7 separate regions of the Homo sapiens genome follow, and regions 1, 2, 3, 4, 5 and 7 are each linked to region 6. A link is a loop called in an ENCODE intact Hi-C map of the cell type or tissue named here. Cell type or tissue: mammary epithelial cell. All regions are shown on one strand.

Evidence for each region. Peaks named below come from ENCODE experiments on the same cell type or tissue, not always from the same donor. Only the 100,000 strongest peaks of a DNase experiment are listed, where the experiment ranks them.
Region 1: it touches region 6 in a loop (22-fold over the local background); 52 of 110 quality-filtered maps call a loop at or near these places.
Region 2: it touches region 6 in a loop (15-fold over the local background); 42 of 110 quality-filtered maps call a loop at or near these places.
Region 3: it touches region 6 in a loop (2.6-fold over the local background); 12 of 110 quality-filtered maps call a loop at or near these places.
Region 4: a loop joins it to region 6, with 14 times the contacts of the local background. A loop is called at or near these places in 33 of 110 quality-filtered maps.
Region 5: it touches region 6 in a loop (4-fold over the local background); 4 of 110 quality-filtered maps call a loop at or near these places.
Region 7: a loop joins it to region 6, with 2.6 times the contacts of the local background. A loop is called at or near these places in 10 of 110 quality-filtered maps.

The regions. Positions count from the first base shown.
Region 1 is chr3:47,248,936-47,252,935 of GRCh38, reverse strand. All of the region lies in intron 10 of KIF9 (kinesin family member 9), which reads left to right. SNORD13J (small nucleolar RNA, C/D box 13J) reads left to right here and starts at 2,327; the gene lies at 2,327-2,419. It also overlaps the pseudogene SNORD13P3. In mammary epithelial cell, a CTCF peak has its summit at 2,150 (motif pointing left); no DNase peak of the experiment used is centred here.
Region 2 is chr3:46,702,933-46,706,932 of GRCh38, reverse strand. TMIE (transmembrane inner ear) reads right to left here. Exons shown (of 4, transcript NM_147196.3): 2 at 1,026-1,143. Among named protein-coding and RNA genes, the nearest start is that of TMIE, 3.5 kb to the right of the region's middle. RefSeq lists an enhancer at 1-520. In mammary epithelial cell, a CTCF peak has its summit at 1,744 (motif pointing left); a DNase peak (open chromatin) is centred at 1,712.
Region 3 is chr3:47,085,981-47,089,980 of GRCh38, reverse strand. SETD2 (SET domain containing 2, histone lysine methyltransferase) reads left to right here. Exons shown (of 21, transcript NM_014159.7): 10 at 1,734-1,868; 11 at 3,667-3,786. It also overlaps the pseudogene LOC124906375. Among named protein-coding and RNA genes, the nearest start is that of SETD2, 76 kb to the left of the region's middle. In mammary epithelial cell, a CTCF peak has its summit at 2,469 (motif pointing left); no DNase peak of the experiment used is centred here.
Region 4 is chr3:46,921,599-46,925,598 of GRCh38, reverse strand. CCDC12 (coiled-coil domain containing 12) reads left to right here. Exons shown (of 7, transcript NM_001277074.2): 3 at 64-143; 4 at 1,931-1,992; 5 at 2,236-2,270; 6 at 3,287-3,363; 7 at 3,460-3,869. The coding sequence ends at 3,542. Among named protein-coding and RNA genes, the nearest start is that of PTH1R, 46 kb to the right of the region's middle. RefSeq lists an enhancer at 463-964. In mammary epithelial cell, a CTCF peak has its summit at 1,924 (motif pointing left); no DNase peak of the experiment used is centred here.
Region 5 is chr3:46,907,754-46,911,753 of GRCh38, reverse strand. No RefSeq gene overlaps it. Among named protein-coding and RNA genes, the nearest start is that of PTH1R, 32 kb to the right of the region's middle. RefSeq lists enhancers at 1,841-2,135, 2,120-2,695. In mammary epithelial cell, CTCF peaks have their summits at 2,040 (motif pointing right) and 3,425; a DNase peak (open chromatin) is centred at 2,023.
Region 6 is chr3:47,322,501-47,326,500 of GRCh38, reverse strand. It overlaps KLHL18 (kelch like family member 18), which reads right to left. Exons shown (of 10, transcript NM_025010.5): 3 at 3,793-3,933. Among named protein-coding and RNA genes, the nearest start is that of KLHL18, 42 kb to the right of the region's middle. RefSeq lists a silencer at 2,488-2,782. In mammary epithelial cell, a CTCF peak has its summit at 2,042 (motif pointing right); DNase peaks (open chromatin) are centred at 2,080 and 2,660; H3K27ac peaks cover 404 bases.
Region 7 is chr3:47,015,212-47,019,211 of GRCh38, reverse strand. SETD2 (SET domain containing 2, histone lysine methyltransferase) reads left to right here. Exons shown (of 21, transcript NM_014159.7): 20 at 1,473-1,574; 21 at 1,958-2,776. The coding sequence ends at 2,119. Among named protein-coding and RNA genes, the nearest start is that of NBEAL2, 38 kb to the right of the region's middle. In mammary epithelial cell, no CTCF peak of the experiment used is centred here; a DNase peak (open chromatin) is centred at 1,951.

The DNA.
Region 1 (4,000 bases), 74 kb after region 6:
GTTCAAGCGATTCTCCTGCCTCAGCCTCCTAAGTAGCTGGGATTACAGGCACCTGCCACCACCCCCAGCTAATTTATGTATTTTTAGTAGAGACGGGGTTTCATTGTGTTGGCCAGGCTGGTCTCAAACTCCTGACCTCGTGAGCCTCCAGCCTCAGCCTCCCAAAGGGCTGGGATTGCAAGCATGAGCCAACATGCTTGGCCTTCTTATCTTTTCTTATTTGGTGTTCCCTTAGCTTAGGATTATCAACATTGCTACCCGTGAACCTGGCTGGGTGGACGTTGTACCTGTCTTGAAGGTTTTTCATGCCCCTATTTTTTATTTTTTATTATTGTTTTTTAGACAGGGTCTTGCTTTGTCACCCAAGCTGGAGTGCAGTGGTGCTGTCATGGCTCACTGCAGCCTCAACTGCCTGGGCTCAAGCAATTCTCCCACCTCAGCCTCCCAAGTAGCTGGGACCACAGGCCTGCGCCACCACGCCTGACTTAATTTTTTTTTTTTTCCTCTAGTGATGGGGTCTCCCTATGTTGCCCAGGGTGGTCTTGAGCTCCTGGGCTCAGGGGGTCCTCTTAGCCTTCCAAAGTGCTGGGATTACAGGTGTGAGCCACCACGCCTGGTGAAGTTGGACAATCATGCTTTTTCATGTAATTTGTGTTCTAAGATCTGCATTGTTGGCCTTGGCCAACTGAGTGAGTCTCTGTGCCATCCAGTGTGAATGTGTTTATAATCTTTCTGATAAGCATTTTTCTTTACAAACATGAGTTCTTGAGAGAGATGTGGAAAAATTATTTTGGTTGCTGCCTTTCCTAGACTGTAGCCAGTATTCTCAGGTCATTTTCAGCACTGTCTTCGGTATTGATGCCTGTTTTCAAGAGGGTAGAATTGCTTCTTCAGAATTTCTTTGGCTGATGGGGCTGGCTATAAGGCAGAAGACTGGGTTCCTAATCCACCTCTTCCACAAGCTCTCTGTGGCGAGTTGCTCAGACCCTCTCAACCTCAGGGTCGTCCTCTGTGAACAAGGAAGTTGGCCTGATAACCTGCAGTGACCCTCCCACTCTGCCAGTCGGTGATTCTGTGAAGTGGTGTAAAGGGCTGTGAGCCTCAGGCATAAACAGACAGCAGGGAGAGACTTAGTATACTCCACTCTGCCAAGAGAAGATACACTGGCAAGCTGCAGTGGGATGAAAATCGGAAAACTGCCTGCCCCAAGAGCTGCCCCACAGCCTGATGTGCAGCTTAAGCAGAATTCTCTGAATTATCCTCATTACATTTATAATGAAAATGCCTATTAGGAAACTTACATGAGTCTGTGCTGTTTCCAAGGCATTTTTTTCCTATCTAAAAAATGTCCCTGTTTGTTGTTGTTGTTTTTGAGACAGGGTCTCACTCTGTTGCCCAGGCTGGAGTGCAGTGGTGCAATCTTGGCTCACTGTAACCTCTGCCTCCCGGGTTCAAGCCATTCTCCTGCCTCAGCCTGCTGAGTAGCTGGGATTACAAGCATGTGCCACCGCACCCAGCTATTTTTTATTTTTAGTAGAGATGGGGTTTCACCATGTTGGCCAGGCTGGTCTTGAACTCCTGACCTCAAGTGATCTGCCCGCCTTGACCTCCTAAAGTGCTGGGATTACAGGCATGTGCCACTGCACCCAGCCTCCTACATCACCTTCTGATTGGCCCAGACATGTAAGTTTGGCTCTGCTGTGCCTCACTGAACAGAGTCATCAAGCTGGAGGACCCTGATGGCTCAGTCGAACTTTCTGTAGCTGGGCCATGATACATTTTCTAGAGCTGGGAGAAGGATGGCATGTGGACAGGTGAGACTGGCCAGCAAGCCTCTCCTGTTGACCCCACAGGAAGTCCACACCTGAAGGGGACCTTTGTGGGGCTTCCAGAGGGGCAGATCCAGGATCTGGACACTGGTCACATGCCTTGGGTCCCAGGCTTTGTGCCTGAATTGCCACAGAGCCATCAGGATGCCAGGGGTTCTGTTGACCCTTGCTATGTGAGGGCAGTTGGGCCTCAGTGCCCAGGTGACCTGGTTGGATGAGGGCTAGAATACAGCAGGCCTTTGGTCTGGGAGAGGGCCAGTGGGGCAGTGGACTGGTCACAGTTTTGGTCACCAGTCCCAGGATCCAGGTGTCAGGGGCTCCCTCCAGTGGCCCTTTTATGACAACTAAAGGAAGTCCTATTGTTCACAGCGAGGGTTCTCAGCTTGAAGTTCCTTGTGCCTCTTTTAGGGAAGACACTCAGATGGTATATCGAGTATAAAATGACTTAGCGATTCTTCTCCTCAAAATGTGTCATTTATGATCCTTTTGTAGTTCATGAGTGTGATGATTGTGTGTTCATACGCTTGTGTGAGATGTGCCACCCTTGAACCTTGTTACGACATTGGCACATTACCCGTCTGATCTGAAAAAAAAAGTATCATTTATTTACTTACCTAAAATCTATGGAGTGCTTACTATGTGCCAAGTGCTTTTTAAAGCACTTGGAATACCTGACTGCATGAACAGAAACACAAATCTCTGAGCTTGCAGTCTGATGGGAATAGGGGAGATACATAATAATAATCACAATAAATAGGTAAGTTCTAAAGTTTCACTGTTTAATACGGTAACTGCTACTCAAATGTGGCTATTTAATTAAAATTAGAATTACTTCTTCAGGCACCCTAGCCACATTTCAAGTGTTCAGTAGCTGTATTTGTCTCATCATTACCATACCGGGCAGCACAAATATGGAACATTTCAATAATTGCAGAAAGTGCTATTGGACAGCACTAATCTAGAATATGTTAAAAGGCAAAATGTGCTATGAAAAAAAATTAGAGATTTTTAAAGCATGTTGCAGGGGTGGAGAAGGTATTACAATTTTTTTTTTTTTTGAGACAGTGACTCGCTCTATTGCTCAGGCTGGAGTGCAATGGTGCGGTCTCAGCTTACTGCAACCTCTGTCTCCCGGGTTCAAGCAATTCTCCTGCCTTAGCCTCTCTAGTAGTTGGGATTACAGGCGCATGCCACCATGCTTGGCCAATTTTTGTAATTTTTGTAGAGACAAGGTTTCACAAGGGTGGTCTCGAACTCCTGACCTCAGATGATCCACCTGCCTTGGCCTCCCTAAGTACTGGAATTGCAGGGATGAGCCACCGCACCTGGCTGGAATTACAATTTTAAAGAGTAATTGTGGTGCACCTAATTTAGAAGCTTTTGAACAAAGATTATCAGGAGGTAAGTGAATGAGTCTTGGAAATACTTAGGAGAAGAGAATTCCAGGGCAGCGGACAAGCAATGCAGAGGCAGAAGCATACCAATTTGTGGAAGTGTTTGGAGTGCACCAGAGAAGAGAAGCAGAAAAGAGGTAATGGGGGCAGATCTCAAAAGCCTCATAGATCACTGTGTTATTCTACAGAAATCTATGAGGACATAAATATATGAGTACAAAAATGTTCTTGCAGCATTGTTTGTAAGCAGCAAAAAATTAGAGGTGAGGCCAGGCACAGTGACTCACGCTTGTAATCCCTGCACTTTGGGAGGCTGAGGCGGGCAGATCACCTGAGGTCAAGAGTTCGAGACCAGCCTGGCCAACATGGTAAAACCCCATCTCTACTAAAAATACAAAAATTAGCCGGGCGTGGTGGCACATGCCTATAATCCCAGCTGCTCAGGAGGCTGAGGCAGGAGAATTACATGAACCCGGGAGGCAGAGGTTGCGGTGAGCCAAGATTGCGCCACTGTACTCCAGCCTGGGCGACAGAGCGAGACCCCATCTCAAAAAAAAAAAAAAATTAGAGGTGACATACATGATTATTATTGGGGAGTGGTGACATGTTCATGCAGTGGTTGGTGAGGATGAGGGTGAAAGGATGAGGTTATAACCATGCATAGAAAGCATCCTGGAGGCCAGGCACAGTGGCTCACATCTGTAATCCCAGCCCTTTGGGAGGCCGAGGCGAGAGGATTGCCTGAGCCCAGGAGTGTGATACCAGCATGGGCAACAT
Region 2 (4,000 bases), 620 kb after region 6:
GGCTCTCTGTGGGCCACCCAGCTCTCTGGGGCACCTCATCCCGGGACAGCTCCGGCTGGGACGAAGTGCAGCTTTTGCCTCCCCACCCAGGGTGCACTCAGCAAATGTCCAGTTGGGTTCATCTGAGACCCTGCGTGAGGCTGCATTTCCTCCAGCCTCTGCTCACATCCCCTCTCCCGGAATGCCTTTCCAGCCTTCCCTCCTGCAAAACCCCACCTACCCTCCCACCGGTCTGCAGCTCAGAGGACCCTCCTCCTCAGAGGACCCTCCTCTGTGATGCCTTTGCAGGGGAGTGGGCTGCTTCTCCCTTTACCTCCTACATTCCCCCCCACTCTGCTTTTGCCTCGTGGGAACCTCTGTCAGACTGCTTTGTGCCATGGCAGCCTCCCCACTTGGCCTCTGTCTCCTGTGCCTTTCTGTCCCCTTCCCCAACTCCAGACCTCCATTCTGAGGGGAGGGCTAAGGGGAGCCGGCCAAGCCCATTTCTGCTGCGACTTTGCATCAAGAAGCTCCCAGAGCCCAGGAGAGGAATGGGTTTCCTGCTTTTAATTGAGGCGGGTGTGAGTCACTCCCGGAAAATGGTATTTGACAAGGCAGGGATTGAAGCCTGGGAGCCACATCTGCTGGGTGTCTGGGGAGCCTCTAGTGGAGGATGGCCTTGCTGGGGCCCCTGGGTGTGGGCCTTTAAGCTGGCCAAACTGCAGGAAAAGCATCAGGAGGCCAGCCATAGGGAAAAATGACACGTCCTCGTCCCAGTCCTTGGTTCAGTGGAGTTCCCTGTAATTACCATAATTGCCATGTGGCTACCTCCCTGGGTCCTGCAGAATACTTCAGGTCACCACCGGCCTGTCAGCCCTCCACGGGGAGTTTGTGTGGATCAGGAGGTGCCAGAAACCACCGCGGGTCTCCTGCGGGTGCCTGGCCTACTTGCACTGCCCGGAATTGCTGCTCTGAGCCCTCTGGGGGGCAGGGGGTGCTGTGTTCCCACTGCAGTGTGGTGGAGAGGGAAGGGAACAGCTACTCACTGATGGACAACACGAAGAGCGAAAAGATGCCCACCACGTGCCACAGGCGCATGTCCCAGAACACCACTGTCTCCTTGGTCAGCGGAGGCGGCTTGGGCTTGGGTGGGGCCGTGCTGGGCTGTGGGTCAGGAGAGAGGGGAGTGAGTTAGGCAGAGGCCAGCTGGCTGGAACCAGCTGAGAAGGGCCCAGGTCTCAGCAAACACTCAGCCCAAGCATATCAGAATCTCCTAGAATCAACTCTCTTAAGCATGCACTACCAACACCCTAGACCTTGGAAAGTTCCAGATTTAGAGCAAGAGAACTGAGCAGAGCCAGGTACTTGAAGTGGGAGGGTGGTTGATGCTTGGGGAAACCAAGGCCTGGAGGAGCAAATGTGGATGGCTTGTCCTGGCCAGGTTCAAGGCCCCTATGAACACACCCTCCTACTCCAGTCCTGGGCTCCACCCAGGCAGATGGGGTCTCAGGACCAAGGCCAGAGACAAGGCGAGGCCTGGGGGGTGCTGGCTAACTGGCTTTGCTCTCACATCTCCCCAGTGAGGGTGGGGTGTGGAGCTAGGAGTCTGGGCCACATAGTTCTGCCAGCTGGCCTGGACCCCTGCCAGGTGGCCTCCTTTGGTCGCCTACCCTACTAGGAGTCACTCTGAACAGAAGACTCTCCCAGAGTGTCCACAGGACAGGCACTGGATAAATAAAAGGTCTGCAGTGCTGTGGCGACACCTGGAGGCCAAAAGGCAGAAGTGCGGCTGTAGCAAGCCTGAATAGAGCACAGCCAGACACTCCCACTTTCCAGGTGGACATGACCCTGCCCTGGGGGACTGAGGGGATAGGACACTGCCCCAGGGTCTAGAGGACACAGTCCTGCCCCAGTTCTGAGAGGACATGGCCTCATCCTGGATATCTAAGGGACATGGCCCAGCCCCAGGTCTGAGAGGACACAGCCCTTCTCCTGGGTGTCTAGGGGACATAGTTCTGCCCAGGTCTGAGGGGAGACAACCCTGCTCCTGGCTGTCTAGGGACATGACCCTGGCCCTGGGTGTCTAGGGGACATGGTCCACCCTGGGTGTCTAGGGGACATGGTCCACCCTGGGTGTCTAGGGGACATGCTTCACCCTGGGTGTCTAGGGACATGACCCTGGCCCTGGGTGTCTAGGGGACATGGTCCTGCCCTGGGTGTCTAGGGGACATGGTCCACCCTGGGTGTCTAGTGGACGTGCTTCACCCTGGGTGTCTAGGGACATGACCCTGGCCCTGGGTGTCTAGGGGACATGGTCCACCCTGGGTGTCTAGGGGACATGGTCCACCCTGGGTGTCTAGGGACATGATCCTGCCCTGGGCGTCTAGGGGACATGGTCCTGCCCTGGGCGTCTAGGGGACACGGTCCTGCCCTGGGCGTCTAGGGGACACGGTCCTGCCCTGGGCATCTAGGGACATGGTCCTGCCCTGGGTGTCTAGGGGACATGGTCCTGCCCTGGGTGTCTAGGCGACATGGTCCACCCTGGGTCTCTAGGGGACATAGTCCACCCTGAGTGTCTAGGGACATGGTCCACCTTGGGTGTCTAGGGGACATGTTCCTGCCCTGGGTGTCTAGGGACATGGTCCTGCCCTGGGTGTCTAGGGACATGGTCCTGCCCTGGGTGTCTAGGGGACATGGTCCACCCTGGGTGTCTAGGGACATGGTCCGCCCTGGGTGTCTAGGGGATATGCTTCACCCTGGGTGTCTAGGGACATGGTCCACCCTGGGTGTCTAGGGGACACGGTCCTGCCCTGGGTGTCTAGAGGACACAGCTCTACCCTGGGTGTCTAGGGGACACAGTCCTGCCTAGGTCTGAAGGGACATGGACCCACACTGTAGAATTTGAGTAAGATCTGTCCCTGACCAGAGATGGATATGACCCCATGTCTGTCACTTAGTGTGGCTGAGGGACAGGGAGAGGGGTCTGTCCTCTGAGGGAGAGAGAACCCTGGGGCATATGAGCGAGATGTTGTGCACTGATTACTAAATAAGGACAGACACGAGAAGTCCCTTCTGGTTCTCTGAGAAGAAAGGCAACCTGTAGTTCGACCATCCAGCCCTTCTTCCCCCAGGTCCGTAAACATGGATTAGGCATCTGTCATGAGCCAGGCGCTTCTTCATCTAGTGAATGCCACCCTTCAGCGTGGGTTGCAGAACTCAAGAGAGGATCAGCAACCTGTCCCAGGTAACCCAGAGGATCTGTGGGCTGGGATTGGTACCTGATTCTCAGGCTCTTTTCTCCCTGCCAGGGTGAGCTATTGACAAGAAGACACCATTCCTCAGTACTTTCCCCTGGATATATGTGTGGGGTCAGACATGTACATAAAGTTGGGGAACATGTGTGAGGTTGGGCACATGTGTGGTTGGCATGCATGTGGGTGTGGTCAGGGACATGTCTGTGCCATTAGGGTTAGGGCCCTGATGGTGGCAGCTGCCCTAATTCTAAGGCTCAATGTGTTGGCCCGGCTGGTTGTATGACTGGAAGACTCTGAGGGCCATGGCAAAGTTCTCAGGTTCTGAGCCAAGGCAGCTCACTTCCTACACATTCTTGCCCCAGCCCTGATGTGGGTGGAGCTGGGCCTACTCTTACTGATAGGGGTCTTGGGTGGACGGCAGCAGATGACAGCTGGTCTTCTCCTCATGTTGGGCCCTGCTGGGGTCTGATTTCTGGAGCATGGAGGTCCCCACCTCCTTCAGAGCCTCACGGGCTGATGGAGGGTGATGGTGACCCACACAGGGCTAAGGTGGGTGGTGACATGGCCCCCAGCCCTGCCCATGTCTTTGGTGCTTCCGTGAGGGAAGAGCTAAGGCCTTGCTCAGACTGTAGGCAGATGTCAGGCAGATGGCCTCCAAATGCAATTTCCCTAGAACTGGGAAAAGATGAGTTCCTGGGGGTGAGGGAGAAGAGTCCTTGGCTGAGAACTGACTTAACCCCCACCCCCAGCTTTCTGTCTGCACCTAG
Region 3 (4,000 bases), 240 kb after region 6:
CCACTGCATCTGGCCCAGTCTTTTATTTGGTATGGTTTTTCTCAGTCCGTCACCATGCCTTACCTGTTTGAGCTTTGTTGACCTAAGCACTGTCATGATTTCTTATTTTCCTTTGTTCACACTTTTCCCCACTACTTTGCTTACCCTTTCCTCTTGTCTTTATCTTACCTATTTCTAATCTTATTTCAGTGACTCATTCTAATTACTCCCTTATGTAGGCCTCTTAGTTCTATGTAACATTTGCAGTTAATGCTTCCTTGTTTGGTTTCATATGAATTAATTTAATCTCACCCATAATAAATTCTTTGAAAGAATCTTTATGTCCTGTAACTGCCATAATGCAGGGCTGGAAATAACCTTTGGTAGGTTGATTCCCACCCCCCGTTATTTACATTTAATATTTAAAATACTTAAAGAATATATATGTTACAAAGCATAATTATAAAATCCTTGTTAGTGCTTCTCTGCTTCCTTCTCCCTACCTAGAGGTTACCACTGTTGTACATTTTGGGTCTTACTTCCTTGCCTTTTTTTGAGACAGGATTTCACTGTGTCACCCAGGCTGGAGTGCAGTGGCAAAATTATAACTCACTGTAGCCTCAATTTCCCAGGCTCAGGTGATCCTTCTGCCTCAGCCTCCTGAATAGCTGAGACTATAGACACATGCTACCACACCTGGCTAATTTTTTTGATTTTTAGTAGAGATGAAGTCTGGCTGTGTTGCCCAGGCTGGTCTTAAACTCCTGAGCTCAAGTCATCTTCCTGCCTCAGCCTTTCAAAGTGCTGAGATTACAAGTGTGAGCCACCATGCCCGGTCATCCTTGCCTGTTTAAAAGCAGTTTTTCACATATGTATCACTAAAAAGTTCAGCTTTGAGGTGCATAAAAATGGATTCATATAGCATGTAATTCTTTGGAACTTGCTTTTTCTTAATGACATATTTTTAAGATTGATGGATGTTGTTGCATTTGGCTGTACTTGATTCCTTTCACTGTAGTATTATATTTCATTGAGTGAACATGGCCGTTTATCCAACTTGTACAGATATTTGGGTTGTTGGCAATTTTTTGCTATTATAAATATTGCTTCAATGAACATTCTTATGAATCTCCAGGTACACATGTGCAGAATTTCTCTACAGTTTATTCTGATAAGTAGAATTTCTGTGCATGGGGATACAACTATTTTATTTTTCAGGCTAATGCTTTATTTTTTTCTGAAGCACCCGGCCCCTATCAGCTGGGTCATTCATATGCTGACATCATAAAAAGGTCATTATATATTATAACATATAAATTATATAAGTTTGAAGGAGATATATCTCACACAGCAGCGTGAAAACCCATTCATCATATTTATGAACCATAAAGGATCTCTGAAGTCCTTTTGGTTTAATGTAATTTGTTCATGGTCTCCCATAAGGGCAGGTTTTTCTGTTTTGGCTCATTGCAGATCTCCACCTAGAATTATACTTGACTCATATAAGTTCTTGCTACGTATTTGATGAGTGAATGAAATGCATTTCAAATGTATTATACCACTTTATACTTTCATCAACAGTAGACTTGTTATTATCAGCCTTCTTAACTTTTTCCCCCAGTCTAGTACTTTCCCAGTTTGGTCTTCATTTGTGTTTTCCTGATAATTGATAAGGTTGAGCAACTTTTTGGGTTTTTGGTTTTTTTTTTTGTTGTTGTTGTTTTATAAAAAGGTATTTTTATTTGCTGTGGTAGGTGGATGGAGAGCTAGAAGCTCTGATGGAAAATGGTGAGGGTCTCTCTGATAAAAACCAGGTGCTCAGCTTATCCCGGCTAATGGTTAGAATTGAAACTTTGGAGCAGAAACTTACCTGTCTGGAACTCATACAGGTGAACACTTTAATGTTTGTTTTTTATTTCTGGTTTTGTGGTGGGAATGAATGAATGAAGATGAATGAAGAAGGAATAATTCTGATAAGAGTTAGTCTTATTTTATTTATTTATTTATTTGTTTGTTTGTTTGTTTGTTTGTTTGTTTAGATGGGGTCTTGTTCTGTCATCCAGGCTGGAGTGCAGTGGTGCAGTCTCGGTTCACTGTAACTTCTGTGTCCTGGGTGCAAGCAATTCTGCCTCAGCGTCCTGAGTAGCTGGGATTACAGGCGCCAGCCACCACGCCCAGCTGATTTTTGTATTTTCTTATTAGAGATGGGGTTTCACCATGTTGGCCAGGCTGGTGTGGAAATCCTGACCTCAGATGATCCACCCGTCTCAGCCTCCCAGAATGCTGGGATTACAGGCGTGAGCCACCATGGCCGGCCAGTTTTATTTTTTAAATGGATATGTGAGTTGTGTATGACTTTCAAAGCTTGTACCATATTATTTAAAATGGCTAAAGAGTTCAGTATCATTTAATCTATTAGTACAGGGATCCCCAATCCCCAGGCCATGGGCTGATTAGGAACGGGGCCACACAGGAGGAGGTGAGTGAGCATTACTGCCTGAGCTCCACCTGCTGTCAGAGTAGCAGCGGCATTCGATTCTCATAGGAGCACGAACCCTATTGTGAACTGCACATGCGAGAGATCTAGGTTGTACACTCCTTATGAGAATCTAATGCCTGATGATTTGAGGTGGAACAGTTTCATCCTGAATCCATCCCCCACCCAGTTTGTTGAAAAATTATCTTCCCTGAAACTGGTTCCTGGTGCCAGAAAGGTTGGGGACCATGGCATTATTAGACCTGGTTTGCTTTCTGTCTATATTCAAAGAATGTGGTGGCTTTTTTTTTTTTTTTGTAATAATTCATCACACTTGCCATAGCCTTTTACCCTCCAGTTACTAGCATCCCAAAGCCATTTGTACTACGTGATCTCCAAGCACAAAATTTTAACGGTACCCTTTTTTACACCAGTTTATTAAGTATGCCACAAGATGTTAGATAACACAAAATGATTTTTTTTTTTTTTTAGGGTCTTGCTTTGTTGCCCAGGCTGGAACGCAGTTGTGCAATCATAGCTTACTGCAGCCTTGGAACTCCTGGGCTCAAGTGATCCTCCTGCCTCAGTTGCCTGAGTATCTAGGACTACAGGCACACACCACCACATCCAGCTAATTTTTATATTTATATTTTTGTAGAGATAAGGGTCTTGCTATTTTGCCCAGGCTGGTTTTGAACTCCTGGCCTCAACCAGTCCCTCCCTCTTCCACCTTCGAAAGTGCTGAGATTGTAGTTGTAAGCCACAGTGTAAAAAAACCATGATGATTAAAAAAAAAAAACTAACAGGAAAAAGAGGTCTTTTCAACAATCATCTGAAAGGGAGAGAAGAAAGAATTATTTAAGGACTAATTTTTATGGTTTTAGCTTTATTTAAAAAGTTAGATGCAATTTTTTCTTAGTTCTTCAGAATTTTCATTATAAATGACCTATTAATATTCATATAATTTTCTACGTTAGTAAAATCCCAGTTGACTGGCTGTATTTTGTGTATCAGAGAAGATTATAATCTGTTTAAAGCATTTGTTGTAGAGTTCTATTTAGGCTAATGAAAACAGAGTTTCTAGGTTTTTTTTGTGAATGTAAGTGAACCCTATAATGTGTAACGTATACATGAACTCTCCTCGGGCTCTTTGTAATATTCTGATATTGCCTCCCAATGCTCTGCATCGTGTCTCCCTTCCCCCATGAAAGAACACACACTCACAGTCCTGCCTGAAGTCCTTTCTGGAACGTCATGGGCTGTCTTTGTTGTGGATCTGGATGGCAGAGCTAGGTGACGGCCGGGAAAGTAACCAGAAGCTTCAGGAAGAGGTCAGTTCACATTTAGCTTGCTTGTTTCTTAAAACTGTTATATTGATTGCCTCGGTTGTGGATATGTGATAATATCAGTAATTATGAATTTAGCACTGTATCATTGGTATTAAATAATCAAATAATTTTTTCATCTCAGTATCATTCCTTTAACGTATCTAACCGTACATACACCTTGTTAGTAGTTTGTCCCATGGTTTTCCTATAGTATCTT
Region 4 (4,000 bases), 400 kb after region 6:
ATGAATGAATGAGACCATGTCACACACTGACTTCATCTCTGCTTGTTCCCTCTATTCTTGCAGGGAACTTAGGCTGCGGAACTATGTCCCGGAGGATGAGGACCTGAAGAAGAGGAGGGTGCCCCAGGCCAAACCGGTTGCAGGTAAGCAAGCTGTCCCTCTCCACCTCTGCTTCCTGGCACTGTCAGCCACCCTCCACCTCAGCAGGCTTTGCTCTCTGAGAATAACCAGCAGTACCAGGACAGGAGTTGGGCCTGCAGGCAGGACCCTTTGTTACCATCTCATGGCAGATGCACACAGTCGGCCTTCGGCAGCAGCAGAGGCTGTCGGGGCACTGAAGAGTCCTCTTGTGCCTTCTCAGTCCTGCTCACACCCTGAGACCGAGGCCTCCCAGGGATCTGAGTGGGGTTTGAAAAAGGCCACATCCTCTCAGAGGACTCCTGGCTGAGAAGTGGATGTGGTCATGGGGCCCTTGGGCAGCAGGGCAGGGTGATGGGTCCTGTGGGCCCTGGGTGGGTCAGAGACAGGGGCCAGTCATTCAGCCACACACAGCAGTGGACGGGCAGTGTGGAGCACTGAGGCAGGGGAGAGGGCCTGGCCCAGGGCTTGCCTAGACTCTTGCCATGGCGTGGGAACAGCACAGCCACCAGGAGCTTCTGGCCGTCCACACCACTCATGCCAGGAAGTTTCTTAGTCCTGCGGATCCCTGGGCCCTTGCCCTGGAGGGTCCCCATTTTAATTCTTTATGTTTGTTATTTATTTTATTTTATTTTATTTTATTTTGAGATGGAGTCTCGCTCTGTCGCCTAGGCTGGAGTGCAGTGGCATAATCTCAGCTCACTGTAACCTCAGCCTCCTGAGTAGCTGGGATTACAGGTGTGTGCCACTGCGCCTGGCTAATTTTTGTGTTTTTAGTAGAGACAGGGTTTCACCATGTCGGCCAGGCTGGTCTTGAACTCCTCCTGACCTCAAGTGATCCACCCGCCTTGGCGTCCCAAAGTGCTGGGATTCCAGGTGTGAGCCACTGTGCCTTGCCTTGTTATCAACTTTTTTTGAATTGCATAAGTAACAAGTGAATAAATACATTTATCTTGGGAAAAAGTAAAGTGTTGCCCATTTGGCCACATCCCGGTCTGCTTCCCCACTTCCTTCATCCCTGAAATCCAGACACTTCCCCGTGATTTGCTTTGTAGTTTGGGCCCCACCTGGTAGGGTAATGGTGCACTGGGGGATAGTAGGCAGGACAGAGAGGTGAGGAACTGCCCAGGTCAGGGGAAGCCCTCAACTCTCATCTGTATCTGGAGGGAGGTGAGGCAGAGCAGGAGGGCACTCATGGGCCCACTGAATGCCAGGGGTTGGAGGAAGCCCACAGAGCCCAGAGTTGTTAGTGCTTCTGCCATTTGTCCCCAAGGGGCAGGACCCTCCTAGTCAGATTGCTCAGAGGCCCACTATGCTGGCAGTAGCTTGGAGGAGCTGGGAGGTGCCTGTGCCCTGGTCTTGGGAGCATACACCTGAGGTGGGATGGAGGAAAAGCCACCTGTGGCTCTGGCTAGGCCGGGACCCAGAGGACATCCTCAGAGCCCAGGAGCCCTGGGATTATGTGAGAAGCCAGTCCTCACTTTGTATGTATCCAGGCAGCTCTCTGGTCTTGTAGTTATTGTCAGCATCCATGCTTCCTGACTGACTGTGGCTGGCTGCCTCCTGCTGTCCCATTCTTGGCCTGTGGGGAATGCTTCATCCTGGGAAACCCAGGCCCCTCCTCCAGAGCTGCCTTTGCAGGGTCTTCACCTCTGGCTGGTTGCGGGCCACACAGAGGTGGGAGCAAGGAAGCCTGGGGTCCCGTCTCTCCCTGGGGGCCACGGTAGGCAGTGTCCCTGCAGAGTGGCAGCGCGTTTTCCACAGGCCTTCTCTGTTTAATTGCACCCTCTAGTGGAGGAGAAGGTGAAGGAGCAGCTGGAGGCCGCCAAGCCCGAGCCCGTCATCGAGGAGGTGGTGAGTGCCTGGACCACCCTGGCATCCTCGCTGCTTCTGTGTGTCCTGTTTCTCTTCGCCACTTGCTCTCCCTCTGCCCCCCATTCCTTCTCGTCACTTCTTTATTCCCTTCCCACCAGCCCCTTTGCTCTCGTCCCTCTCCTTCCTCCTCCTCTTTCTCCCATTTCCCTCCTTCTCGAGCCTGCCCTCCCCCTTGTCCTGGGGTGGCCCCTCCACCCTGATGTGTGTCTCCTCCCTTCCCAGGACCTGGCCAACCTCGCTCCTCGGAAGCCTGACTGGTGAGTGTTGCCCGTGCGTGGCGGGTGCAGGCTGACTCGGGGACTCTTGGTGCCAGCATGGGCCTGGGGCTTGGCCCTTCCTGCCGTCACAGTGCAGAGACTGGCAGTACAGACATAGAGTTACACGAGATAGCTACTGTTGGAAACCAGTGCTGAGGAGGACATAAGTGGTGGGATGAGAGGGGAGTGATGGAGTGGGGCTCAGGCGCGGGGAGCAGCAGGCCCCTCATGAAGGCCCTCCTGAGAGGTTGAGAGCCCATCTGCTCCAGAGCTCCCATTTGAGCAAGGCCAACCGCTGTCTTTGGGGGCCAGGAGTGGAGGGAAGGGCAGACACAGTTTTCTGTTCCTGTTCTACCACCATAGCTTGTTCCCTCTGGCCCTGGTTTCCTCCTCTGTGAAATGGAGGTCGTCATCCTTCTTGCTAGGCTGAGAGAGAGTGGGAGAGAGGGTGCTGTGGGCCGGGAGGCTTGTGTCTGTCTTCACCTTGAGCCGGAGGTAGAGCTATATCCCTCTCGCCTGATTCTTGGTCGAGTTAACACCAGCTGTTTTAATTTGATGAAACAAAAGCATGGGGCATATGTCCTGGGAAACCCAGAGCCAGAGAGAATGGGCTGAGTGCTTGTGCACTTCTGGGTGCCCACAGTGGAGGGGCTGGGCCGGTGGCTGGAGGAGGAGCAGGGCCCACAGTGGGCAGGAGCAAGTCACTCCCTGATGGTGACCAGAGGACCAGAGCAAGAGAGGGTCTCTGAGAAACCATCCACCTTTGCCTTAGCTCAGTCCCTTGTGTTGGGTGGGTTTGTGATGCTAGTCCCCCTGCCTCAGTGGGACAGGGAATGATGGTTTATGCTGGGTTTCGGAGGGTACAGAAGGGGAATGTCCTGGCCTCTTCCCCAGGGCAGCCCCCTCCAGCAACCGAGCATGACTCCTAATGCCAGAGGGCTGCAAGAGGGGAGGGGACCCAATGCCACATCAGGCCAGCCTTCACCTTCCTGCTTCTCCCTGCCTCCCTGCTCCAGGGACCTCAAGAGAGATGTGGCCAAGAAGCTGGAGAAACTAAAAAAGCGGACTCAGAGGGCCATTGCCGAGCTGATCCGTAAGTGCAGTGCCTGGGAAGGTGGGGTCCTGCCCACTGGGTGGTGGCCCAAGCACCGGGCCCCTCCCCACCCCTTCTGTCTGCCATCCATCCCAGGTGAAAGGCTGAAAGGCCAGGAAGACAGCCTAGCCTCTGCAGTGGATGCTGCCACCGAACAAAAGACCTGTGACTCCGACTGAGGCATGCCCTGCCCCACCACTCGCCCATCAGGCCTGTCCTGCAGAGGATGGTCTTGGGCAGGGATGGGGGCTAGGCTTGCCATCACCTCCAGTTTGGCTTCTGAGCAGAGACTCCCTGCCCATCAAGTCTGAAACCCCCATGGATGAGGTCAGCTCCTTGTCTGCTGGGTGGCCCCTGCCATTCTGAATGGAGGCAGAACCAGCAACAACTCTGGGCGTGCCTGTGTCTGCACATGTGGATGTACATATGTCTGTATATATGTATATATTTTGAACTTTCTAAAAAAAAATCTGGAAATAGAAACAAGTAAACCCCTGTGTGTGGCAGAAATGTGTCAGATATTTCCTAGGTCTGAGGGTGCAGTGGATTTGGGCTCCACAGGATGGAGACAGGGTGACTGCAGAGCTGGTACTTAATATGTATGAATAACCCCTGTGTTGGGCTGGGCATGTTGAGG
Region 5 (4,000 bases), 410 kb after region 6:
AAAGGCTAGGGAAAAGGTCTTGTCAATAGGGGACAGGTTAAGCTCGGGTTCATCCGTACCATGGAATGCAACTCAGCAATAAAACAGGACCAAGGACTGACACCTGCCACAGCTTGGATGGATCTCAAGGGCATTATGGTGAGTGAAAACAGTAGGTATCAAATGGTCACATACTGTATGGTTCCACTTCTGTAACATTCTGACAGTGACAGAATTATAGAGATGGGGAACAGATTAGTGGTTGCCAGGGGTTAGCGATGGTGGGGACAGGTGACTCTAAAGGGGGTGGCTCCAAGGAGATCTCTGGAATGGTTGTGATGGAATACCTCTGTGTATCTTGATTGTGGTGGTGGTTACCTGTATCTATGCACCCGATGAAATGGAATAGAACTATACACACTGCACCAATGTCAGATTCCTGGTTTCGATATTGTACTGCAGCTATGGAAAATGTAACCAGGTGGAAACTGGGTGAATGTTACACAGGACTTCTCTGTACTTTTAAACTTCCTATCGGCTGGGTGCAGTGGCTCATGCCTGTAATCCCAGCAATTTACGAGGCTGAGGTGGGCGGATCACCTGAGGTCGGAAGTTCAAGACCAGCCCGGCCCACATGGTGAAACCCCATCTCTACTAAAAAAAACAAAAATTAGCTGGACATGGTGGCGCACGCCTGTAATCCCAGCTAGTTGGGAGGCTGAGGCCCGAGAATCACTTTAATCCTGATGGCAGAGGTTGCAGTGAGCCGAGATCGTGCCCCTGCACTCCAGCCTGGGCAACAGAGTAAGACTCTGTATAAAAACAAAAACAAAAACAAAAACAAAAACAAAACTTCCTATGAATCCGTATTTCAAAATAAAAAGGTTTAAAAAATACAGGTGGTGAGCAAAGAAACTGGTAAAACATGTTACTAAAATGTGTGTTTCTTTAAAGTATGCTTTCTCCATTTAAAACAAACATTCTGGGGTGTGGACTACAGTCTTCATCCAGGTGAGGATAGTTCAGAGTTAGTCTCAGTGATTCATAGTCCCCTGAAAATTTGGTAAAGAAAAAAAAAGTCTCAGCCCTAGCCTTGGTTGGAGGGCTAGGTGGGGAGGGTGCCCTGAGGCCCTGGCAGCCCCTTTGTCGTAAGCCCTTCAGGCTTAAGATGGGCCAGCGAGGGCCAGGGGCCAGTGTCCAGCACTGTGGATGGAGCCCTGGTGTGCCTGCCACTGCCTGGTCCATCACTGCCCAGGCACTTCTCCAGGACAGCCCTGACCAACCTCGCAGTGTTCAGGTCCCTTCATCTTGGGGTTCTCTAGGACACCCAGCCTCTTCATCTTGGGAGAGGTGTCAGGCCTGGGATATTTTCCACAGCAGCACGGATGCTCCTTCCCTAGAAGAGGACAGGAGACCAGAGACCCAGGCGCAGGGCCTCTCGGTTCTGACTCTTGCTGGGGAGGCAGCAAGAGGGCTGGGAGGAAGTCCCACCTGGGCTTGCAGAGTCAGGGACCAGGCAGGTCACCAGCCAGGACAGGGCCTTGTAACCACAGTGAGGAACTATGGGCTTGGGATCAGAGATAGGCACAACCCCTGAAGTCACAAGGGAAAACTACTGTCCAGCCTCAAGCCCAAGCCCCTCACTGCCTTGGAGGCTTCAACATGTGAGATGCCCGCTCACCTTCAGGCGGCCTCTCCATGGGGCTCTGAGCTGGGCCCAGGGCTTGCTACAGCGCTGCCCACCCCCAGGAGCCTGGGGAGTGGGCCATTAGTGTAGCATGCTTCCCGAGGACCCATGTCATGCTGGGCACTGTATCCGGGGATGCAGCTGTGACTGACGATGGTTCTGCCTTCGAGGAGCTGACCTTCCAGGTGGTCTCCAGATCTGTGCTGGGATCCAAGCCCCTTCCCTCAGACCAGTTGAAAGGCCTTGCTTCCCCATAACTGTCTGGCTGGGAACCACGTGGGGCCCTCAGAGTCCACTCAGACGCGGATGAGCAACTCCATGCAGCTGTTGACTTTTATTTCCCCATGTCCTCCCATGGCCACTGGGGGGCAGCAGGAGATCCCCGATGGGGTCCCTGACAGGGCGCGTTGGTCCAAACAGCTCCTGCCAGCAGCGGGTCTTCTGTAAAGCAGGTCACCCCACCGCATGACGCACGCCTATCCTTTCCTGTGGGGTTTATGTCATTTGTAAGTGACTGCTCATCAGAGACGATCCAGAGAGTGGGGTCCAGTCAGCCTGAGACCCAGAACAGCAGGGGCCGTGTCCTGGCAGATGAGGTTCCAAGGCACTGCCGGGTGTGTGAGGTCCGGGTGGGGTATCGAGTGCCCGCCCAGCCCTGCCAGGTCAGCACAGCCTCTCCCCTCCTTGAACTGTGGGTGCGTCTGCATGTGCAGAGGGTGTGTGTGGGCAGAATGCCTGTAGCCTGGCTGGGAAAGGGCACCCCTGGAGGGTCAGGTCCTCTTGGCCCCTGGGCCAGGCCTGAGCTGGCATCCCCTGAATCTCCTGAACATCTGCTGCTCGGAGCCAAGGAAGCTCTCAAGATGCCCAGTGTTGACCCAGGGACCATCCATCCAGGTGGTGGGGGCATGCATGGGTAGCAGTGGGCACCCCACAGAGTGAGGGGGTGCTGTCGCATGCTGGAGCTCCTTTCTCCCTGGGCTCAGGCCTGCCCCCAGGGGCTCTGGCAGCTGTGGGCTGGGCAGGGGTGTCTGGGCTGAGTTTCCCAGCCAGCCTGCCCCTTCTGTATCTATTTACTGGTTTTCTTTAAATGTTCCCATTACTCAGGACTCCAGTGGGCACTGAGACAGAAATAAATCCCGCAAGGCGGCCCAGCCAGAAGCCGGGAATCCAATTCCCCCTCAAAGACCGGAAGAGGCCCCTGGGCAGAGCATGCCAGTCCGCTGTGGCCCACACACTCCACACAGCCACAAATATGGCCACTCCCCTGCACACACACGTGCACATCCATGCCTTTACACACGTGTTCCCCCACGCAGACTCTTCACACACGCACGCGCACATGCAGGCATTCACACGCACCGCACACACTCAGGTTTGCCTCATACACAGAGTTGCTTTGCACATGCACACACACATTCACACACATGCACACACACCCCACTCATGCACGTATTCCCTGACAGCCAGGCTCACACGTAGTTGTGACCACACACTGGGTTCACAAACTCAGCCATCCTCAAGACACTGCTGGGCGAGACAAGTGGGCGAGGCTATGGAGGGTGCACGGAGGAGGGCAGCCCTGCACAGTTCGGGAGGAGCGTGGCCTCAGGGGAACGCAGGCCCAGGGCTGCCAGGGCTTCTGAATTTTTAAGAGAAGTTGGAAAGCTGAATTTTTATGTGAAATATCCTGATTTTTAAATGTTGGCTCAGGATGTTGAAAATACTGTAGGTGCCAAACCAAACATGTCTATGAGCCAAATTCCACCCACAGGCGGCGTTCTTAGACCACGAGTCCACACACACACAAATAGACACACACACACAGAGACATACACACATAAACACACAGACACATACAAATAGACACACATACACACGTAGAGACATACACAAATAGACACACACAGAGAGACATACACAAATACACAGACACACACAAATAGACACACACAGAGACATACACACAAATAGACACATACAAATAGACACACACAAATACACATAGACAACAAATACACATGCAAATAGACATACACACACATAAATACACACACAGACATACACAAATAGACATATACAGACACACATATTTACACAAATACACAAATACACATACACAGACATACACAATACATATAAATACACACAGATAGACATACGTACACCAGCACAGAAACATAGACACATACACACACACACATACACATAACAGACAGATATACAAATAGACACAGATACACACACACAAATAGACACACATACAGAAATACACAAATAGACATACAAATGCACACACACACACAAATACACACATAGACACACTGGTACACAAAC
Region 6 (4,000 bases):
GAGGGAGATATGAGGGAAAATAAACCTACAGCTACAGGGTTGATGGAGACCCACGTCTTTCATTAGCCACATCACAACCTTCTTCCTTGCTGACACAGCTTGACTTTGGAAGCAAGAAGACAGCATAAGACATAATGCTTTATCAGAGGCAGGAAGCGGTGACTTGAATTAAACAGGTTACTGACGTGGTTCATTGACGCATTTGGTGTACCAATCTACCTCTGAGAGAATTTCAGAAAATACACAGCTCCAAGGCTGGGTGTGGTGACTCACACCTGTAATCTCAGCACTTTGGGAGGCCGAGGTGGGCAGATCACTTGAGGTCAGGAGATCAAGACCAGCCTGGCCAACATGGTGAAACCCCATCTCTACTAAAAATACAAAAATTAGCTGGGTGTGGTGGCACACGCCTGTAGCCCCAGCTGCTCCGGAGGCTGAGGCAGGAGAATCGCTTGAACCTGGGAGGTGGTGGTTGCAGTGAGCTGAGATCATGCCACTGCATTCCTGCCTGGGCGACAGAGCAAGACTCTGTCTCAAAAATAAATAAATAAATAAAAATACAAAAATTAGCCGGGCATGGTGGCAGGCACCTGTAATCCTGCTACTCCGGAGGCTGAGGCAGGAGAATGCTTGAGCTCGGGAGGCAGAGGTGGCAGTGAGCCGAGATCACGAAACTGCACTCCAGCCTGGGTGACAGAGTGAGACTCCATCTCAAAAAAAAAAAAAAGCAAGAAAATACACAGCTCCAGTGCTTGCCTAAAAGCAAGGAGGCCCATACATTTGAAGGCCGGAAATAGGGCCACCAGAAAAAGTCAACCCCAGCCTCAGGGGGAAAAAAAGCAGCGGGCTGAAGATGTAATAGACTGAGCAGCCTCAGGAACTGTGGCTTTAAGAACTCTGATGGCATTGTGGCTTCTCTGTGCTGTCACATATCTTTTCCACTGGTGCTCAGAATGGTTTTCCTCAAGTCGCTGGCAATCAAATCTTGAAAATGATGCACCCTCGGCTGGGCGTGGTGGCTCACGCCTGTAATCCCAGCACTTTGGGAGGCTGAGGCGGGCGGATCACAAGGTCAGGAGATCGAGACCATCCTGGCTAACATGGTGAAACCCCGTCTCTACTAAAAGTACAAAAAATTAGCCAGGCGTGGTGGCAGGCGCCTGTAGTCCCAGCTACTTGGGAGGCTGAGGCGAGAGAATGGCGTGAACACAGGAGGCGGAGCTTGCAGTGAGCCAAGATCGCGCCACTGCACTCCAGCCTGGGCAACAAGAGTGACACTCTGTCTCACAGAGCAAGGCTCCGCCTTAAAAAAAAAAAGAAAAAAAAGAAAATGATGCACCTTCAAGGGCACATACGAAGTGGGGAGCTGGGAGACACCATCACATTCTGTAGCGAGGCTCAGGGAGAATCATTCCAAGGAACAGAGACAATAATAGGAACTACTGGTGAGAAAACAGAAAGCAGGCCATGGCTCTGGAGTCTGTGGCAGGAAACAGGAGAGGTATAGGTTTAGGTCTCAGAAAGGGTCCTGAAGGGCTGAATGAAAAAATGTCAAAGATAGGCTCAAAACATCAGGTTTATGCGTAAGTACTTATTCCTAAAATGCTACTGGTGCATGCAAACCTGCACTGGCCTAAAAATGACTTTTCTTTTTTCTTTTTAGTTTTTAGAGACAGAGTCTTGCTCAGTTGCCCAAGCTGGAGTAAGGTGATTGTAACTCACTGCAGCCTTGGGCTCCTGGTTCAAGCAGTTCTCCCACCTTAGCCTCTCCAGTAGCTGGGACTATAGATGTGAGCCACTGCACTTGACTAATTAAAAAAATTTTTTTTTTGTAGAGACAGGGTCTTGCTCTGCCATACAGGCTGGTCTGGAAATCCTAACCTCAAGCAATCCTCCTGCCTTGGCCTCCCAAAATGCTGGGATTACAGCATGAACCACCTCATCTGGCCTAAAAATCACTTTTCTAAGCAACTTTTAGATAACAGTACTTTACAACATAGCCTGGATCCAGTGTTGACAGTGACAATCTCAAAAGCCCCCTAGGTGGAGCTGTTGTCCATTGGTGAAGATTCGAGGCTCGTCAACAATCCTTTCCAGGATTAATCCTACTTAGCCACAGAGTCATTTCAGCAGTGGTAAAGCCCAAGGCCTCCAAGCCTGGGGCTCTACCTTACAGAAAAAAAAAAAAAAAAAAAAAAAAAAGAAAGAAAGAAAAAGAAAAAAGGAAGTCATTTTCCAAGTTCTGTGGGAAAAAGAGGTGAACTAAGTCCAGTCTGTGTCTTAAAAAGCTCACAAACGAGCAGGAAAGATAGTGTGTGCTCCTCACATCTCCATATGCACCCTCTGGCCTGCCCCAGAAGGCATCCCACAGCAGGGACAAGGTTGGTTCCGCAGCTTTACTCTTACTACAAGGTCTTTATAAAACTGCGAACAGCACCACTTACCTCAGGATGAAACCCTTTACCCAGTGTTCAGCAGATGAGCTCCCCACTAAATCTTAGGCATCATTACCACGGTTATTTGATTAGCTGTACACACAGCAGTACTCAGTGTGATGACCATGAGCACCGTGTGGGCAGGATATGAACAGACAGCGGGTGTGGTCCATAAGCTGCTAACTGAACTGGATAGGTGGAGTGAGAATAGGGGAGGGGAGGTCAGCTCCATGAGGGGATGAGGTTCGGAGGGCAGATCTGAGTCAGGAGGAATGCTGACAGACCAGATACCTAGTGATCAGAGTAGGCTCAGGTGAAGGCTGGGTGTGTGAAGCACCATAGACACAGGGGTGCTGTTTGGGGTCCTCCTGCCTGTCTGTGGCCCAGCACTAACCCACATCCCCAAGCCTCTGCTGGTTAAAAGGCCTTTACCTTATGACTAAGAGCTCTGGCTCTTGAGGGGGAGGGAGAGCCTTCTTAACTGCTCAGGCAGAAGGTCACAGGAGACCCACGAGGCCTACTGCCAAGCACTGGAAATAGGTGGGGGTATAATCCATGGTCCCAACCATAAAAGTGCATACAATGATAGTTCCCAATGGACTAAGGAGGATAGAGAATTCCAGTAAGTGAAATTTGGGTAGGCTCTTAAATAACTGAAGTATGAAAAGGAAGGTCAAGAAATTCAAAGAGGGCTGGGAGCAGTGGCTTATGCCTGTAATCCAAGCACTTTGGGAGACCAAGGTGGGCAGAGTTTGAGACCAGCCTGGGCAACATGGCAAAACCACATCTCTACCAAAAAAATTACAAAAATTAGCCAGGTGTGGTGGCACGTGCCTGTAGTTCCAGCTACTCGGGAGGCTGAGGTGGGAGGATTGCTGGAACATGGGAGGCAGAGGTTGCAGTGAGGCGAGATCATACCACTGCACTCCAGCCTGGGTGACAGAGCAAGATCCTGTCTTGAAAAAAAAAAAGAAAAGAAAAGAAATTCAGAGAGCAAAGTACCTAAACAAAGATGGAGATGGCTATGGAACAGTAGAGGAGCACTGCACAAATCAGTTTGGTGAGAAATCAGCTAAATTAGTGGCTGGTGAGATCGGAGGGGGAGGAACAGAAGATGTACATGTCAAGCCAAGGGAAAGGGCAGGCTGGACTATGTAAATCATGTTCTGAAAAAATTCATCTCAAAGAAGTGGGCACTGCTACAAACTGATTTCAAGAAATGTAAGTGCTGCAGAATAACCTTTCCAGCTCACTCCCTTCATAAACCTATATATGGTCCCAAGAACTCAGCAAACTGGCAGAAGATTCCAGAAATGAAATAGTCATGTTCTCCACCAGGCCCACCACATCACCTCACCGTTCTCGAAGGAATGTGCAGCAGGCGTCTTTGATGCTCTGCAGCTGCAGGAAGCTCGCCCCCATCAGCAATGACTGGACATTTTGCTGGTCAATGGCAAGGTTGCCGTTGTAGGCAAAGTTGATCAGAGCCTCCAGGGCACTAGAGGAAAGAGGGAAAGCTGTGAGGTGCTTTCAGAGACGAGTCTTGGCCCACGGGAGACTCAGGC
Region 7 (4,000 bases), 310 kb after region 6:
TTCTGTAATATCTCATTTGGTAGCTGCCTAATTCTCCAGGGCTTGGGAGAATGCTGCTCCTTTTTATGCTACCAGAAGTGTGTCTTACCAACCATCAAGACACTAAACTTGTCTGCTTCATAGCATCTAGGTTCTAAACTCCAATCTTCATTCACTGAAGGGGCTTGTAGTGTTTTGGAAGAAACAGACCTGTAAATAAGTAGCGACAGCTGTGTGAAAAGTATGCCATATTAGGGCTGGGAGCCACAATCTGGGCAGTCAGGAAGGGCGCTTGAATCAGGGGTAGGAATTGGCCAGATGGATCAGCAGGGGATCTAACTTATATCAATAGAATGTACAGAGGCAAGAGAGAGCATCTTCCCTTCCAGGGAGTTGTAAGTGGCCTGATGGGCTATAGCACAAGATATGGGAGGGCTGTTGAAAATGAGGTGGAATGGTATTGTTCTTCTTCATATAGGAACTATGTGTCTGTGGGTTATCGGGAACCATTGCAGAATTTTAAGCAGGGGGTAATGAAATCCCTATCTGTGTTTGAGGGGATAGACTGAAGGAAGAGAGTTTGGAGGCCAGGAAACCCCAGAAAAACCTTGAGTTAAAAGGCTTATGCAGGGATAAAATTTAGTTTCTTATGGTCCCTTTGTGAACATACTGGTATTTCAGCTCATTGAACCAGCAGCTGTTTATTTAGTGCCTACCTTGTGATATAGCCTTGTTCTTTGAACACCTGAAGGCTCACTGAATTTTAGTGATGGGTAGACTTTGTTCAAAGTGCTCTCTGATGAAATGGCTATGACTGGCCTCTTTATTCTCTTTGTCCCCTATGATCTTAGCACCACAAATACCTCTGAAGGTCCTATTCCTAGAGTGTTTGGGAGCACCTGGGTAGGACAGACCATACTTAGACAGCCCAGGGAGGACATAGTAAGTGGTGGAAGGAAAAGGATTCTGCTTAGGTTTTCCTTTGCTGGCTGTCATATCATGCTTCCATCTGCTTCACATGCTGTGGTATGACCACTTAAAGAATCTAAGTACCCTTCAATGACAAAATTCCTGTGGTTCCTGGGATTGCTAAGCCTCATAGAAGCTCTGGAACACCTGCTGTGCTCTGCCTTGCCTCCAGGGCCCAGAGAACCCAGCTACTGTCTTTATGCCAAGGACACAAAATTCATTGACTGAAACCTGGGGCTGCTGAAGGACTCAGCATTGAAGTCATGCTGTTGAGTCCCTCCAGCCTCCTTTAAGGCTTGCTTAGTCCATCCAGGGGAGCTCTTTCCCTCTCAGGCTGAGCCCGTATCCTTTTCTCAGATCTTACTGGCTTACTAGTATTCCACTGTCCAAACCAGTTAACCTGAGGGAGGAAAAGGAGAAGGATTGGCTGGCTTTACTCACTACCTTTTCTAGTTATTTCCTCAGTACAACTCCTTGCCCTCTCTGGACTGTTGAGCAACGTGTTCTCTTTTCTCTGCCTGCAGATGTCCCAGTTCATCGTCCAGTGCCTGAACCCTTACCGGAAACCTGACTGCAAAGTGGGAAGAATTACCACAACTGAAGACTTTAAACATCTGGCTCGCAAGGTACTCCCCTTGCTTTTGGTAGCCCACCAGGCAATGTTCTGGGCAAACTGTGTACCTTCTAAGAAGCCCTTTTCATCATAGAAAGTATTTTTTTTTTTCTTGTCAGATGTCAGAGCTGGGGACCCAGGAACGGGGAGGGAAGGTTTGGGGAGGGATGCGTACCTTACATGACAGCAGTAGTTCTCTAAGAAATTTTCAGAGCTCAGCTTGTCCTTTCTGGTGATCATAGCACCAGCCTGCCCCAACATCTACCCCCTTATTAACTTCCTGTCTTGGTGAGAAGGGCCCTGAAGCAGCAGGCTGGATTACCACCCCTGTCCTCCCCCTCATATAATTTCTGCTCTGATTGGTGGCTGTGGTCTCTCTTCCTGTGCCCTGGACAGCTGACTCACGGTGTTATGAATAAGGAGCTGAAGTACTGTAAGAATCCTGAGGACCTGGAGTGCAATGAGAATGTGAAACACAAAACCAAGGAGTACATTAAGAAGTACATGCAGAAGTTTGGGGCTGTTTACAAACCCAAAGAGGACACTGAATTAGAGTGACTGTTGGGCCAGGGTGGGAGGATGGGTGGTCAGGTAAGACAGACTCTAGGGAGAGGAAATCCTGTGGGCCTTTCTGTCCCACCCCTGTCAGCACTGTGCTACTGATGATACATCACCCTGGGGAATTCAACCCTGCAGATGTCAACTGAAGGCCACAAAAATGAACTCCATCTACAAGTGATTACCTAGTTGTGAGCTGTTGGCATGTGGTTAGAAGCCATCAGAGGTGCAAGGGCTTAGAAAAGACCCTGGCCAGACCTGACTCCACTCTTAAACCTGGGTCTTCTCCTTGGCGGTGCTGTCAGCGCACAGACCCATGCGCATCCCCACCCACAACCCTTTACCCTGATGATCTGTATTATATTTTAATGTATATGTGAATATATTGAAAATAATTTGTTTTTTCCTGGTTTTTGTTTGGTTTTCGTTTTGCTTTTAGCCTCTACATGCTAGGATCACAGGAAGACTTTGTAAGGACAGTTTAAGTTCTCCTGCAAGGTTTAATTTGTTATCATGTAAATATTCTAAAGCAGGCTGCCTTGTGGTTTTGGCCAGCCTTGTGCTATGTTGATAAGATTGATTTACTGCTTAAAATCACTTTACTTTATCCAATTTTTACTGAACTTTTTATGTAAAAAAATAAAATCAATTAAAGAACTTGGCATGTGTGTTCCCTAAAAGTTAATCAAGCATATTTGTGTGTAATGATGTCACTGGAAGAAGGAGAGATAGTGAGTGGCCTTAGGTGTGTGAAGTCCAAGGTTAATCCCTGTGATTGGATTTTATTACAGGACTTGTTCATTCTCCACAGGTCCTACTATGACTGGGGCAGACATTTGCACATTTGCCAGGTGACTGACACTTGTAGGCTTGGGATCTTTTGGCTGTGCTCAGGCATTGGGTCAATTTGCACATGCATTCCAGAGCAAAAGAAGCAGCATCTAGGGCCTCTTTGGCACTAGGCTTCTTTATTTTGGTTAATTATCAGTCAAGAGAAAGGCAAATTTATCTTCTCCCTTGATACTTTCTCCTGGCTGGAGAGAAGCATTGAATCTTTTCTCCCCCATGGACTTGATTTTTCTGAGCCCACTGGAATGCTTTTTTTGGGGGGGGGTGGGGGAGGGGGGTGGGGAGAAAGGGTCTCGCTTTGTTGCCCGGGCTGGAACGCAGTGGTGTGATCATAGCTCATTGCATCCCTGAACTCCTGGGCCCAAGCAGTCTTCTTGCCTCAGCCTCTGGAGTAGCTAGGACTATTAGCTAATACTTTTTAAAAATTTTTGTAGAGACACAGGGTCTTGCTATGTTACCCAGGCTGGTCTTGACTTCCAGGCCTCAAGTAATGCTCCTGCTTTAGACTCCCAAAGTGTTGGACACCTGGTTTGAAATGCTCATTTGATGTTTGGGTTCCCTAGCTTCCCACTGTGCTCCCTAACACTGGGGTTGGACACTAGAGGACAGGATAGGACCCCTATAAAAGAGGTATAGTGCACAGGTTATGATGATAGTGAACATTTCCAGGAAGATGCAGGGCTTGGTGAGAGACCTCTCTCCCACTTGTTGGATCAGTTATCTAGGCAGTGAGGAAGGCTAAGGGCTTCAGGCCAGACTGGGCCCATCTTTGCAAAAAGGTTGGTCCCACCTGTTTCTCACCAGGGTTATTCTGCCTGCTGCAGCAGTGTTCTTGAGGTCAGGTCAGGTTGTGGCCTGCCAAATCTTTGGCAGGGTGAGTAGCAATTAGAGCAGTCACTGCCTGCTAGGCACTGTGCTGAGCACTTAGAGCTCAGGTTGTGGTCACAGTCCTGAGGCACAGGAATTGGCACTATAATGAGGAAAACTAAGGGTCAGAGAGGTTCAGTAACTCTTCTAATATCCTCATATTAA